2 separate regions of the Mus musculus genome follow, and region 1 is linked to region 2. Evidence: chromatin loops called from intact Hi-C (ENCODE). Cell type or tissue: gastrocnemius. All regions are shown on one strand. Links, peaks and the distances in the headings refer to the core of each region. The heading gives the core; the rest is flanking DNA. Region 1 has its middle 20 kb from the start of Gm36774. Region 2 has its middle 8.3 kb from the start of Pten.

Region 1 (2,915 bases), core at 243-2,742, 160 kb after region 2:
TGTGAATGCCACAAGAATAATTCACCTGGCCCACTCTTGGCATTCCTGATTTCCTCTTTGGACCACATCTGGCCCTTCCTAGCATGGGTGCCTAAGGCACATATCTGCATCACTACTTGCAAGCATTCCCTCTGCCCCACAGCCTCACCTGCTAAGATTCACAAGGATCTATCTAGTTATCTGCTCGCCCTGGGAATTTCCTGTCTCTCCTCTAGTTTAAATAAATCCCCAGGTCTTAAAGAACCCCACCCCCACCCCCAGTGTAATCACTTTGATTCCTCAAATTCACACCTTTTTTGGTCCTTTCATTAGGGAGTCATAGTCACTAGGGCCTTGGCTGCGATAACCTTTACCTCATTTCTAGATTATAGGCTCCACTCATCCCTTAAGCTCTTCACTGCCCCCTACCCAACATCCCACCATTTCCATTACTTTATGTAGAATATATTCAGTCTGCTCTCCAGTGCTGGGGACATTATTGTCCCCTGATACCTGATTCCAGCAGGCACCTTTTGAGGTTTTCAAGATTTTATGTCCTAGGACAAACAAACAAACAAACAAACAAACAAACAACCCAGACAAAGTCATATGAATAGTAGCAGAATCAGGAACAGTATATTAAGAGTGTACTTCCAAGAGAGAAAGTAAGCCAGAGCTGGGAGACAGGTTAGATGCTCAACGCTCAAAGGCACACCAGCCCAGCAGATTGGTATTCATTTGCATAGCACACACCTTTCCTGTGCTATGTGGTTTACCTGTTCTATGTCAGCTCTGGAGCCTGAGGCCCAAGTGTTCCTTTCTGTCAACTGGCTTCTCTCCTGTGCTAATTTGACCTCACTTTCTGCCCCACTCTATGGCCACACTCTGAACTCCCCACAGTCATCTGCTTGAGTTGCATTCTATACCCCAGCTGAATCAACAGAAGAAACTTTCTATTCTCTTGTCCCTTCCCGGTCTCTCTGAGCTGGAGCTCAAGCAATCAGTCCCTCTCTGGAATGTCACATATACACCCCTTCTTTTGTGTCCTTGAAATTCCTCTCCTCTCCCCAGCTTATCTCAAACAGCATCTCAAATCTCCATGAAGTCTCTTGTGACCTTTCCCCATAGGCGTGACTTATCCCTCCTTTGAGTCTCTTCTCTGGGGCTTTGTACCTCCTCTTTGGGGCTTATCCCATTTTACAGTTATTTGTATGCCTGCCTTTTCTTTCCTGTTAAATTATACTCTCCTCAGACCAGGCACCAGATCCTGTTCCTGCTGAGTTCCCCCATGGCCTCAGCAGGCATGTTGCCTTCCGAATGCTTGGCAAGCGCATGTGCAGTCAGAGTCTTGCAGCTTGTACCATAGTTGCTTTAGCTCATCGCCTGTGTGAATGGTTGAGCCAAGTCCAATGAGGGATCATTAGAACCAATATTATTTTCACGGGCTATATGCACGTTCATCCTGGTGTTTGTTATCTCAGTGACCTGCAAAGATTATTTTCATTGATGCTTCATAAACTTGGCTGTTGATTATGTTACTAACACAATGATTCCCTTAATATTATTTTGAGTGGACTATTTTTCACCTTGTCCTAAGCCATAAATCCCACAAAATAAATAGGTTTTATGTGATATACATGTTAAATAATTACCAAATAAGTACTGTTACAATATAATAGTACAAGGACTGCCCTTTGGGTAATTTCTGGCCTGGGGCCCTGATAGGCTCTAAACAAGGTCCCTGGACTGTTCTCTGTCCACTGAGCAGTATTGCTTTCCCCTCTCCCAGTGGGACATGGGAAATACCGGGTCTGTGATGATTTTACATATCAAGCTAGGAACCAGGTTTGTCTTGTTTACTATCATATGGCAGGTACTGAGTGCTCACATATTAAATTAATATCTGTAGAACATGTCTTTATGGTAGGTACCGAGTGGTAACAGATTGAATTAATATCCGTAGAATATATCTTTAGAACTATAATCATTCATGCACATATTCAAATTTTCATGTACATTTTAATTTTTTTCTAATATTGAGAATTACACACAGCAGAGTCTGATCTTATGTATCCCCCATGTATCTCTTCCTACTTCTCCTGTATTCTCTGAAATATGTCTTCCTCCAATCTTCAGGTCTTCTTTTTTGTTCACATGTGCATGGGTGTGAGGCTATTCTCTGAAGCATGGGAAGTCTATCAGTGGCCATACCCTCAAAGAGGACGGCTCTCTCTCAGCAGCAGCAGCCATCAACTGTCAATAGCTCCTCATTCAAGGGTAGGACCTGGGGAGCTCACCTGCCATCTGTGCAGGGATTTCAGCTGCCTGGATTTTATGTAGATCCCGTGTAGGTAAGCACAGTTGTGAAGAGCACAATGGTCCTGTTATGTCCAGAAGACAGAATTTCACAACGTTCTTTCAGATCCTCTGGCTCCTTTTACTTCCGTCTTCCTCCTCCTCTTCAGTGTTCCCTGAACCATGGAGGGCAGAAGGGGAGCAAGTTGATAAAGATGTCTCACTTAGGGATAGGTGTTGCGGGAAATATTAAAAAAAAAAAAAAAAAAAAATGAGCCCACCATCTCTGTGCTGGGCGGACCACGCTCTTGCGCTCTTGCCACTGCCATCAGCTCTCTCCAGCCAGCTCCGGAAGTTAGCCCCGGCTCTCTTGTCCCGGAGCTGCCAGTACTTCCTCAGCCATAAATGTAGTCAGAGATCCCACATTCCAGTAACTAAATGGGTTAGAAATCACAACACCCAGTAACCCAGTAAAATCAAGACTCTCAAAGCTTAATTAACCAATCAGATTTATGTATCAATAATATCACAATTTACAAGATGCCAATACAATAACTTCAGAGCCAATTGGTAATGATAAAAATTTTATCCCAATTATTCTAACCACATGAAATGATCACATCTGCCTCCATTCTCCTCTC
Region 2 (2,915 bases), core at 250-2,749:
TTATAGGAAAAGATGCTCAGTTAATAGCTAAGTTGACCAGTTAATACTCAATATTGTAAAATGCACAGGACTTGAAATGCAGACAATCTTGTATCTTACAATCAACAAGACCTCAAGAATACATTAATTTTTGTTTGTTTGTTTGTTTTTGTTTTTGTTTTGGAGACAGGGTCTCTCTGTATAGCCCTGGCTGTCCTGTAATGTTTTTTTTTTTAAGATTTATTTATTTATTAATATGTAAGTACACTGTAGCTGTCTTCAGACACACCAGAAGAGCACATCAGATCTCATTACAAATGGTTGTGAGCCACTATGTGGTTGCTGGGAATTGAACTCAGGACTTCTGGAAGAGCACTCTTAACAACTGAGCCATCTCTCCAGCCCTCCATTAATGTTAATACAAAAAAAAGTTGTTAATTCTGTTAATACAATTAGGTGGCGAAGACCCTCAACAGAGAACTGTCTTTTTACTGTATTTAGAAAAGGCAGAATTTCCAAGTTGAATTTGACAACATTAGGCCTTTCTATAGTGTTCTTTCTGAGATTGTTAGCAGTCACAAAAAACCTCAGTTACTATGGGACTTCTGTAAAGGTACAAACTTACTTTATGGATTCTGACACATTGTTTTAATAAAAGACAGGACAGCCGGGCGTGGTGGCGCACGCCTTTAATCCCAGCACTCGGGAGCAGAGGCAGGCAGATTTCTGAGTTCGAGGCCAGCCTGGTCTACAAAGTGAGTTCCAGGACAGCCAGGACTACACAGAGAAACCCTGTCTCAAAAAACAAATGAACAAACAAACAAACAAACAAACAAACAAACGACAAGACAAAAAGAACCACCCGAACTGGAAAAGGGCTACAGCTCTTTTCAGGTGTTATTTAGTGTAACCATGGAACACAATAGTGGTCTATGACTAGGTTCCAAGGTCAAGTTAAGTAAAATTAAAGATACCAGCATTTGGGAGGCAGAGGCAGGTGTATCTCTGAGTCTACATAGTAAGTTCCAGGGCAGCCAGGGCTACACAGAGAAATCCTGTCTCAAAAAACAAAAACAAAAACAAACACAAAAAACAAACAAACAAACAAACAATATTCTCTTGATGACAGGAAAATCAAAGGGCACCAAACAACAGCATATGATAAAGAGAAAAATGTAGGCATGAGTAGGTGAGAAAGAAAGGGGGTCGGGTGGGGGGCAGGACATCACATAGGAAAGTGGAGGTATAGAAGAAAAAGTAGACCAATGAAAGGTCTAACAGCAATTTCTTCTAGCCTTCTCTTGCAAATTTTCTTCATGTGTGTACTCATTTTTGTTGCTTGTTTTTGAGACAAAGCCTCATTATGCAGGCCTGGCTCTGTTCTAGAACTCACTCAGGTAGACCTAGCTGGCCTGGGACTCAAAGATGCACTTGCCTCTGCCCCACTGAGAGGGAGATTAAAGGTGCCACTATGTACTGATGTTTGTACACAATAGAAGAGAAGAATTGTAAAGAATCAAAATGGAAAAAAAAAAATACAAAAAACCCAAAAGATCTGTTTCTGGGGAAGAGGAATGGCGAGCCACTGGAAACTTTTACCCACATGCATGTAATACTTAAATAAAAGCCTTAGTATTGTATTGTGAGATTTGGGTTTGGGGGGTGGGACTAAAAAGATAACAGACATAAATATTCATGAAAAAGGGGGGTAGGGGAAACAGGCCGCTACCATCCTACCCCAGCAAGGCAGGCCTGCTGTAAGCTGAGCTCAAACTGGGCTGCCTGAGACTGTTGAGTTCTTTGGAGCATCGCTGGCAGCAGCTTACTGACTCCTCAGCAGGTGGCAGCGTTCCCTTTGTTCTTTGGTGAAGTTTGGCGTTTTCTTCCTAAGACTTCCTTTGCAAGTCCCTTCCTTTTCTTCTCTTCAGCCCCCACTGAATGCATGAGCCGTCTTCATACATTGGAAAAAATACTTTTCCCAAGGATCGTAGGGACTGTGGGCAATTCACATTTGCAGGTTTGACTCCTTTTTCTTTTTTCTTTTTCTTTTTCTTTTTTTTTTTTTTTTGGTTTTTCGAGACGGGGGTTTCTCTGTATATCTCTGGCTGTCCTGAAACTCACTCTGTAGACCAGGCTGGTCTCGAACTCTGAAATCCGCCTGCCTGCCTCTGCCTCCCGAGTGCTGGGGTTAAAGGCGTGCGCCACCACTGCCCTGCTCTAGCATGTTTGATTCTTTTTTTTTTTTTTGTTTTGTTTTTTTTTGTTTTTTTTGTTTTTTTTTTGTTTTTTGAGACAGGGTTTCTCTGTATAGCCCTGGCTGTCCTGGAACTCACTTTGTAGACCAGGCTGGCCTCGAACTCAGAAATCCGCCTGCCTCTGCCTCCCGAGTGCTGGGATTAAAGGCGTGCGCCACCACTGCCCGGCGCATGTTTGATTCTTAAGGGCCTCATCCTTAAAAGTAACTTCAGGCTTAACTTGTTAGATAACACACGTCACATCTCACCCCATGTTCTGTGTCCTCTAGGACTGGAATGCCATGAAAAGCCATCGCTAATTAAATTTCCCCATGTTAACCTGCTCAGGTTTATTTAAAAGCTGGGGTTTTGCGCCCCCCCCCCCCCCTTTTAATTAAATTGGTATTTGGAGCTGGCTGGTGGTGGCGCACTCCTTTAATCCCAGCACTCTGGAGGCAGAGGCAGGTGGATTTCTGAGTTCGAGGCCAGCCTGGTCTACAGAGTGAGTTCCAGGACAGCCAGGGCTATACAGAGAAACCCTGTCTCGAAAAACAAAAACAAAAACAAAAACAAAAACAAAACAACAACCAAAAAAACCCCAACCAAACAAAAATTGGTATTTGGAAACGTCCCACACTCACTCGTAAGGATCTGTCATTGACTCTTGTGTAATAGGGGCACGTTATACCACTGGTCCTAGTT

Evidence for each region. A loop is a pair of places that touch in the nucleus more often than their neighbours do. Peaks named below come from ENCODE experiments on the same cell type or tissue, not always from the same donor. Only the 100,000 strongest peaks of a DNase experiment are listed, where the experiment ranks them.
Region 1: a loop joins it to region 2, with 2.0 times the contacts of the local background. A loop is called at or near these places in 9 of 42 quality-filtered maps.

Annotation. Positions count from the first base shown.
Region 1 is chr19:32,909,131-32,912,045 of GRCm38, forward strand. No RefSeq gene overlaps it. Among named protein-coding and RNA genes, the nearest start is that of Gm36774, 20 kb to the right of the region's middle. In gastrocnemius, for the core only: no CTCF peak of the experiment used is centred there; DNase peaks (open chromatin) are centred at 1,289 and 2,319.
Region 2 is chr19:32,747,805-32,750,719 of GRCm38, forward strand. No RefSeq gene overlaps it. Among named protein-coding and RNA genes, the nearest start is that of Pten, 8.3 kb to the right of the region's middle. In gastrocnemius, for the core only: a CTCF peak has its summit at 1,808 (motif pointing right); a DNase peak (open chromatin) is centred at 1,800.